Linked DNA regions of Homo sapiens: region 1 is linked to region 2. Evidence: chromatin loops called from intact Hi-C (ENCODE). Cell type or tissue: Caco-2. All regions are shown on one strand.

Region 1 (5,000 bases), 110 kb before region 2:
GCGATTTCTGGCCCACAGAGAGGGCAATTCAAAGATTACTTTTTTTTTTTTTTTTTACCCTCTTGGTCATTAATCAGTTTTCAATCTACCTTAGCAAACTTATTCAGCATTTTTTCCCACTGACTTTAACTGTCTTATTTATTTACTTTTTTTGAAACCAACTCTCACTCTCATCACCCAGGCTGGAGTGCAGTGGTGTGATCTCGGCTCACTGCAACCTCCACCTCCCTGATTCAAGTGATTCTCCTGCCTCAGCCTCCCGAGTAGCTGGGATTACAGGCGCCTGCCACCACGCCCAGCTAATTTTTGTATTTTTAGTAGAGATGGAGTTTTACCATGTTGGTCAGGCTGGTCTCAAACTCCTGACCTCAGGCGATACACCCACCTTGGCCTCCCAAACTGCTGGGATTACAGGGGTGAGCCACTGCACCCAGCCTTATATACTCTTTTGAACTAACTTTATCATCTTGTTTTGAAGGAGTTAAATAAATTTTTGATGCTGCTTACTATATTTTTTATAGAGGATTTAGGTTTCTATCATTTTGGAAATATACTTTGCCAAGGCAAACACAGACTTCTGCCAGGCCACATAGCTTGACAAGCAAAACATAAGCTGCATTTCAGTTTCTGCTTGGTACTTTGGGCAGGCACCTTTAGGCAGGGAACAAGCTGCCCATCTGTAGGCAGTCCTAGATGCACTAGAGATCCTAAATTATATGAATTATAGGGCAAGCATCAGTGAAATTTTGCCTACAATAGTTAGCATGGCTCCTGATCTGTAACTCAATTTATAATTTTTTTCTCCAAAGAGTCATGCTCTATATATCCTTGTTGTGGGAGATGACGTGGCCCAGGAAGGGATAGCTAAGCCAGGTCATCTCCCACAGCAAGGGTATGTAGAGCATAGCTGGTGTTGCTTCAAGAATGGTGGATCACCATAAACATTGGTGGACAAATGTGGGAGGTGAGCATGCTTTGGTTCTGCTCTTCCATGAAAAGTGCCCCAATGTGTATATGCATACGTGTTTGAAGTTCCTGAAGGGCACGAACTGGACGATGTCTCGAAGAACAGGCTCTCCCTTGGGTGACCTCAGAATCCCATCATCACCGTCCAGCATCTGCATGTCACTGAAGTCAGCGTTCCCTACTCCCACGATGATGACTGACATGGGGAGGTGGGAGGCATGGACAATGGCCTCCCGGGTGTCGGCCATGTCTGTGATAACACCATCTGTCAGGATCAGCAGGATGAAGTATTGCTGCAGTCAGATGCCCCATGATGATGGGGGGGGGTGAAGAGGTGAGGGAGACAAGGACAATACAATACCAGTTAGACACCCAGGTGGCCTCACTGCACATTGACCAAAGCAACAGTGATGACAGACATTTTTTGAATGTGCTGATAGTCCTAAAGGCTTAGGGTTCTGATGAATGGAGCTTAAAGGTAGGCATGGCAATTATAGCTTAATTATAATAACTACCTCACTGACAGTTACAAAGAAAGAGCAGCAGGCCAAGAGTTAGGAGGACAGGCTTCAAAGCCTCATTCTGTGAGACCCTGGGACGATCCCTTAACTCGTCTGTGTCTGAGCTTCTTCATTTCTCAAATGAGGGGTGGGACCCAATAATTTATATGATCTTCTTTACTTGAAGATATTTAAAAATCTAAAGCTATGACATCCAATACAATGATGACTAACCCCATGAGACTACTCAGCCCTTGAAATGTGGCTAGAGCAAGTGACGAACTGAATTTTATATTTTATTTAATTGTAATGAATTTAAATTTAACATTAAAATTGGATAGCCAATTCAGTTATTAGAAACATTTTAAGTATGTTTGGAACAACTTCAGTAGATTAATCTACTTTTTCTTTCTTTGTAACTGTCAGTGAGGTAGTTATTAAAATTAAGCTGTAACTATAAAATCTAAACAAAGATCAAGTATTTATGATAACTTAGCATCCAAATTGACATGCTGTAAGTATAAAATACATGTGGATTTTGAAGACTTATTATACAAAATAGAATGCAAATTATTTCATTAATAATTTTTTTATATGGAGTACATGCTAAAATGACAATATGTTGGCTATGTTGGTTTAAATAAAATATATAATTAAAATGGATTTCTCTGTTTCTTTTTACTTTTTAAAATACAGTTACTGAAGAATTTAAAACTGTATACATAACTTGTGTTATATTTCCACTGGATGGCACTAGTCTAAAGTCCTGCTATAAGAGGGTCAGGGTTGCAGTCTCTCCCTCTGAAGGCCATGTGCCACAAAGGTGGCAGCTCTTCTCCAGGCACACTTGCAGAAGGTTGCAGTGCTCCCATGGCTTCCTGCTTTAAGTCCTGACTTCTGGCCTGCAGCCTGCCTGGCCCCTTTCCATCTGGAAAGCTGGAAGATGACTCAGCAGAGATGGGAATTGGAGGAAAGGTGCTGTACTCAGCAGCACAGGGAAGCCTTGGAAAGTGCTCTGGGGCCTGGAGAAGGATGACCCATTGGAGGTCATCATTATTTTTAGTCAACATGAGAGGCATCATGATGGCCTTTACTGGTAAGAGGAAAGAGAAGCAGATTAGTCAGATGCAGCTCAGGCTAAACAGAAAAGAACTTTCAATATAATCCTGCAAGATGCCTAACATTTATAGGTAGTAAGAGTGAGATTAAGCCATTCCACGTTACCATACTTCAAAGGAGAAAGATTGGATAGAAGAGTGACATTTTGAAAACATCTGATTTTGAGAATCATATACTTAATGTTGCAAATAGTTTGGTAGTACTAAAGAATTTCATTTTTTTTCTGTGAGCCTGAAAAAATGTTTTAAATGAAAAATGTAAGCTGGAGGTAGGTGAACTTCACACTGTGATGAAGATAGCCACATGTTCTGAATGCTTTTCATACAGTCTAATGTAAAGGCTAATTCTGTTCCATGTCCATTAACTAACCACTCACCCCTAGTCCTAGCTGAATTCCCAGTTTGGTTTTCAGATTCATTCAAGTTGTATGTTTCCTTCTATGTCTGTATTTTCTGAGTTGTATATGTTCACAAGGAAGTTGGCTTGAGAGTTTAGAGAAGGCTTTCAGTAGGATGAAGTGATGGAGGTGGTAGGGAGGTGCAGAGAGAAGCGGCAGAAAGAGGCAATGTTGGTGGTTTGGGGATGGAGGGAAGGAGTATAGGACATACCAGAATCATAAGTCACCCTCTCTAGAGTGCACCTGGAAGACCAGGGCAGGTGGCACATCCAAAAAGAGATTACTTCTGATTCATGAGCAGGTGGGCCCTCGAGTGAATCACACTTCTGTGTCTCCTACCTTTATCCTCTACCTTCCCCTAACTCCTGTCTGATCTGATCTTAGAGTTCAGTGGATGAATCTCCCCTACCTGATAAATGCCTTAAGAAATAAAACAACCTGATAGTCATACTACCACATTGAGAAACTTTAGAGTCGTAATGTTCTACAGCAGAGGTCAGGAAACTATTTTTTGTCAAGGGACATTAATAAGTATTTTAGGCTTTGTAGACCATAATGGTCTCTGTCACAACTACCTAACACTGCCACTGTAGTGTGAAAACAGCCATAGACAATATTTAAAATGAATATGAGAGGCTGTGTTCCAATAATATTTTATTTATGGACACTGATTTTTAATGTCACAAAATCTTCATATGTCACAAAATACAAATATTATTCTACTTTTGATTTTTTCAACAATTAAAAAATCTAAAAACCATTCTCAGCTTGCAAGCCATTGAAAAACAGTTTAGTTTAGTTATAGTTTATTGACTGCTGATCTAAACTAGGGGTTCTTAACCTGTCTCCATGGACTACTGCAAGATTTAAGGCAGTCTGTAAACTTGGGGTAAATTACATTTTTATTTTCACTAATCTCTAAGTAAAATTTATCATTTTTTCACTATAAGTGTAATCAACAAATCAAATTAATATTAGTTCTACTTGTGGCTTAGTTATTAATAAAAAAACACATATTTTCCTGTTATATTACAGTACCTACATATATTTCAATGTATTATTTATGTTTAACACAACTTAGAAATTACAGAATTATTAGACAAACTACTGGTTCTCATAATTTAAAATGTAAATACAGAAGCATTTTATTACTGTATTTATGATGTCTCCATCTTCCTTTTAAAAAATATTTTGCTAACTGCATTTCAATATAATTGGTTTACTTTATAATATGGGTCTTATGTTGTACATTTAAAAATACTTCTGGCTGGGTGCAGTGGCTCACGCCTGTAATCCTAGCACTTTGGAAGGCCTAGGTGGGCGGATCATGAGGTCAGGAGATCAAGACCATCTTGGCCAACATGGTGAAACCCTGTCTCTACTAAAAATACAAAAATTGGCTGGGCGTGGTGGCACGTGCCTGTAATCCCAGCTACTCGGGAGGCTAAGGCAGGAGAATCATTTGAACTAGGGAGTCAGAGGTTGCAGTGAGCTGCCACTGCACTCCAGCCTGGCAACAGAGCAAGACTCCATCTCAAACAAAACAAAACACAAAAAACCACACACACAAAAAAACACAAAAAACCACTTCTGAGAAGGGATCTATGAACTTTATCAGCTGCTAAAGGGGTTTGTGGAACAATAAGTTTAAGAACTCCTGGTCTGAAGAGATTGTCAGGATTCTGGAATCTGATCCTGCCAGGTTTCATCTAGCTAAAGGCACTAGGCTGTAGACTGCAGGATCGAAACCTGATAGAAATTTCCAATAAAGCAAACAATAACAGTTCCTTCTAAAGTCAGACTGGGAAAATGCTCATGGATGAAATATTATAGTCTTTGAATATACTTGAGGTCCTGTTTAGATAAAGAGGGGCATTTTTTACCTGGAAGAGTTCCACAAAATCAAGGGGAAAATCCTATAGCAACAGACTCCCTGGCACAGCTTGCCAAAGATGTTCAAGTTTATGACCCTTAGAGATAACAAGGGACTCTGGACCACAGACTTTTCAAAGAACAGG
Region 2 (5,000 bases):
CACCCACCCCACATCCCTCTTCTACTTTATTCTATTAAAAATCTCATTGCTTAAAGGTAAACCAGGATTTATCATGGTTAGTACTAGACTTAATCCTTGCTATTCTAGGAACTGTTCAAAGAAGCAAAGTACTAAACCATAAAATACGCCAGTGAAATAAAAAGGACCTGACATTTAGAAAATCCACAAGGCTACTTTCTTTACCTTCCTTTTCTAAGATTTTAGGCCTCTTTCCCCTCCAAAAGCTATGCTGTGAGAACCAGATGTGGCCACAATACTGTTTCTTTTTTTTTTTTTTTTTGTGACTTGCATTCCAGCCCCTCATTCCTGAAGGAGTGCTTTTCTCTGTTGGCTGCTTTATCCTCCAGACTCTTCCCTTCCCTTCCTTTCCTTCTTCTAACTCCCTATGGCTGGTGGAGGGAAAGTTATGTTTAAATTTAAGGAAAAAAAATGTTAGGAGAAAATATGGTGACAAATGAGTAGCAATGGGAAGTTCTCTGAGACATGACAATGAGGAAAGAAAGCTTCCATGATGAATGTAGACTTGTCTTAAATTAAAGGAAGTGTCCCAGGTCATAACTGATGTGATGGAAACATTAACCTAATTAACCTAATCACTAGCATCGATATATGTGGAGATAAGAATGAGTAGATAAGAGGGGTATTTTTCTAGGGGTCTTTAAAAGGTGAGACCAAATAGCAAAAAATCTGGTACAATGTCATCAATGGTATCGAGCTAATGTAACTATGGGCTTGTGTATATATCCATCCATCTATCTATCAATCCATCTATCCATCTATTCATTCTTTAAGCATACATTTATTAAGAATCTACTATATGCCAAGCACTGTTTTAGGGGCTGAGGATATAGAGGTGAATTACATAGGCCAGTTCCTTTCCCACGGACCTTGGCACTTATATTTCAGTAGAGGACTCAAACTATAAACATGTAAACAAATAAACAACGTAATCACAGATGGTGGTAAGTGCCATGAAGGAGATGGTGATTAGATGAAGAGTAACTGGAGGAATGTATGTATGAACAACGAAGTCTGAGTGCTTCAGTTTTGAGTTGACACCTGAATGTTAAGAACATGCCAGCTATTCAGAGATGGGGAGGCAATGGAGAGGGACAGGTGGGAATTTCAGGCATATATCAGGATCTTCTAGAAATGTGAACTCAGGAGCTACTTGAGCCTGTTAAGAAAAATTATCCACAACCTGAAAACAAGTCCGAGAGTGTGACCGTAAGCCCTTTCAATGCCATACTTAATCATTATTTAACAGGCCCATCCAAGGATGATATATTTTCCTATAAGAATTTACCATTATTTGTTTCTGCTATTTACTATTTATTATTAATAATTGAGGGCTCAGGATCTGTAAAGTTATACATGTTAAACTTGTATATGATGCAATGATTTCCTTCTGGTGTAAAGATGACCCTGAAGTTTATGGTTTATTGCCCCTAAAGACATTAATTAATTTTGTATCTAGAAATTTTAGTCCTTTTTAAAGAAAAAGACTATGTAAACTAAATTATCCAAAATGCTCTTGGAGAACTTTTATCTTCTTATTGGTTACCTCATCAATTAATGAGTTGAATAAAATTTTTGATACATATTCATTTGATAGTTCAATGAGAGTCATACTTTTAACTTTTTGAAAATTATACATTGACAAGATATACTGTGGCTCACCTCAGGAATTGGGAGTCAGAGATCAGCTTTAATGAGTACATGAAAGCCTAGAATTATCTGTATTTTTTTTTTTTTTTTTTTTTGAGAGGGAGTCTCACTCTGTCGCCAGGCTGGAGAGCAGTGGTGTGATCTCGACTCACTGCAACCTCCAACTCACTGGTTCAAGAGATTCTCCTGCCTCAGCCTCCCGAGGAGCTGGGATTACAGGCACGTGCCACCACGTCCAGCTAATTTTGTGTGTGTGTGTGTGTGTGTGTGTGTGTGTGTGTGTGTTTAGTAGAAACGGGGTTTCGCCATGTTGGCTAGGATTGTCTTAATCTCCTGACCTCGTGATCTGCCCGCCTCAGCCTTCCAAAGTGCTGGGATTACAGGCGTGAGATACCGTGCCCGGCCGAATTATCTATATTTTTAAGATCAAGCACCTTATTAACTTAATCAGATGTTCCAGACTCTTGAGTCTTTCAGTCACAACTGCTGACCAGAGTAAACACTCTCCAGACTCCTCATGTGCCCTTGCCTTGATTTTTCTATGCTCACCAAATAACATATTTTGGTTGCTAATTCTGCTTCAAAAGTATTCAGGTATCAGGAAAGAGGTTCCCTGTATGGAGCTTGATAATTATAGTTCTTGCCAAATTTATTTATTTATATTTTATTTATTTTTGTTTTTTGTAAATTACTATGTTGGCCTCCTGGCTTATGCATCTGCCTTTTGCCGTGAGTCAGTTCTTCCAGGTCCCACTAAGTCTGAGTGATTGGACAAAGCTGAGTTCCTGTACCAGCAAAGAAGCTGGAGACTAGACCCAGTGAGACGGGGGACCCTGACTGGAGCCATGCAGCACGAGTGGCCTCTGTAGGCAACATGAGGAGGCATCTCTCCATCTCTACCTGGTTTCTCTCTAAATTGCATGGGGGTGGATGTGGGATTGATGATCATTCTAACTTTCTTCTCTTTACTGGAAGTGTCCAAAAGTATTTATGCTCATTTTCAATGAGCTCATGTTCCCAAGAAAGAACAATTCACACACTCTCAGAGAGAAAATAATTCGTTTCTTATCAGGTCAGTCAATTTGCTCTTTCTTGATATTTGTTTTGTGTGCTCCACACAAAGTCCTCCTGGCCTTCCTTAATCTTTTTGGGAAGTATAAACACTGCAGACAGGTGGGGTCTTACAGGCACCATATCTTTGAGGAGATGCTGATACCTCCTCCAGCTCCTGAGAAGGAGGGCCTATGGGATTGTTCTGCCAAGCATCTAAGAAAGGGTCATTTCCCTTTGCTTCAAGGACTCTTTCTTTATGAAAGCTGATCTTCTTCCTAAGAGACAGGTCTCTTCATGTTTTATTTGATGATTCTACTGACAATGCTTTCCAGAAAAAAAGCCCAGGATGGCTGCGGATTGTGATGTTTTCATCTTTTTCAAACAACATTCTGGTTTAATGTTTAAAATGTGGGAGAGAAGCTGGATGCCCTGCAGAAACTGACTCAATGAAAAGGCATCTTGGGATGTCAATCCAGTTTGTGAAAACCTTCCTGTTGACAAGGCTAGGTTAAAAACAACATTTCCAAATGTGCAAAAATGAAAATTGAGATCTTGAGGCAACTTTTTCAGTTTCTGTGTGAACAAAGTAGTGGAATAAACTATAGAGTATCTCATATTAAAAATATTTTAAACTAAATAAACAATCAAGTAAGAGCAACCAGCATAACCAGTGTTACCAGAACACAGCATTATTTAAACAGAGTAGTGAGTCCTGTCAATTTGAATAATGACACAAAATTGCACTGGGGGATTCTCAGAATTTCTACTCAGAATAATCCTTCCCTTCATCATTAAGCAACTTTATCCACGTCCCAGTTTTCCCCAAGTATCTTCCCAGTAGCTGGTTAGCTATCCATTTTCAGTGCAGAAGGGGATGCAGATGGATTAAATAATGTGAGGAAACTGCTTCCAGTTGCAGCAATTGCAACTTATTTAGATGGACATTCTCTCTAGTAGGGAAATGTCCAGCCAGATAATAAGAGGGCTACCTCTTTACTTTCAACTAGAGACCTCATCAGGGCACTGAATAGCATTCATCTGATACTTTTAGTTTTAGACTTGCAAAGTGTTTTCCAAAGATGACTTTTTCAAAAACATTTTTTAAAAAAATCAAAGACAGAGCATGACCATGGACAATTTTTTCAATAAAACAGTTTGGCCAGGTTGTACCATCTCTTTTGGCCTCTTCCCTCATAATGGTTGGGCAAGGAAGGACTGTACCCTTTGCATGCAAGGGTTTCCAAAAGGGAGGAATTTGGGAGTCAGAAAGAATCGCTTAGGAGCTGCCATACCCTCATCCCAGATTGCTGAGAGAACAAGAGCCATTATAGGTAAGGTATGCCAGCTTTAGGCAGGCATTAAATACTCTGTAGTACAATAATGTCAGGCAGTTGTTTCACAAGGAGCAGGTTCAAAGTCATGTTAACAGGAAGAAGGCTTTTTCTAAATTTAATTTTTGTTGTGGTAAAAGATACATAACATAAAATTTGCCATTTATTTTTAAATTTACAGCTCTGTGGCATTAAGTATATTCATATTGTATTTCAACGATTACCACCATCTTTGTCCAGAACTTTTCTGTTTTCCCCACTGAAACACTAACTCCCAAGATTCTTTTTAATGTAAGATCAGTTTATATGGTTTCTTGGAAACAAACAAGCAAACTAGCACTTGCTTTGGCAAGGTAGGCTCTCTTTTTAGATAGTAAGGAAATCAGATCTAATTTTCACTAATGAAAAAGTTATTTTGACATTGAAGCACCTAGTGTTGACCCCATTTGTACAACAGCCCATTTCTTCCAATTTGGAGTCACTAAAGACTAGGCAGAGGAGGGGTCCCATTAGCATCATAGGCTTGACACATGAAGGGGCAGAATTTTCTCCTTGGTGGATGGGAAGGATGATGTGTTTTGAAGAAAAGGGGATGGGATACCAGAATGGGAGGACTGAAAATAAGAAGGAGGCTTGAAGAGAAAGAGAGGAGAGGTTGGGAAAGAATTGCTTTGGCCACATGTGGGTAGTGGCTACTCTTTTGAAGAGTACAGATACAGAATATTTCCATCATCACGGAAAGTTTTATTGGACTTTAGGTTCTGGTATGGAGTTTAGGTTCCAGAGTCATAAAGACTTGATCCTTCCAATGCCACTGACTAGCTCTGTGAATTTAGGCTAGTTATTTAATCTTTGTTAGTCTCAGTTTTCCCATTTGCAAAATGAGGATAATAAGAGTGTCTCCCTGTGGAAGAGCCAGCCAATTCA

The links. A loop is a pair of places that touch in the nucleus more often than their neighbours do. Peaks named below come from ENCODE experiments on the same cell type or tissue, not always from the same donor. Only the 100,000 strongest peaks of a DNase experiment are listed, where the experiment ranks them.
Region 1: a loop joins it to region 2, with 18 times the contacts of the local background. A loop is called at or near these places in 1 of 110 quality-filtered maps.

The regions. Positions count from the first base shown.
Region 1 is chr3:131,541,535-131,546,534 of GRCh38, forward strand. It overlaps CPNE4 (copine 4), which reads right to left. Exons shown (of 16, transcript NM_130808.3): 15 at 1,023-1,259. Among named protein-coding and RNA genes, the nearest start is that of MRPL3, 41 kb to the left of the region's middle. In Caco-2, no CTCF peak of the experiment used is centred here; no DNase peak of the experiment used is centred here.
Region 2 is chr3:131,655,770-131,660,769 of GRCh38, forward strand. The region is part of intron 7 of CPNE4 (copine 4); the gene reads right to left. Among named protein-coding and RNA genes, the nearest start is that of MRPL3, 160 kb to the left of the region's middle. In Caco-2, no CTCF peak of the experiment used is centred here; a DNase peak (open chromatin) is centred at 2,522.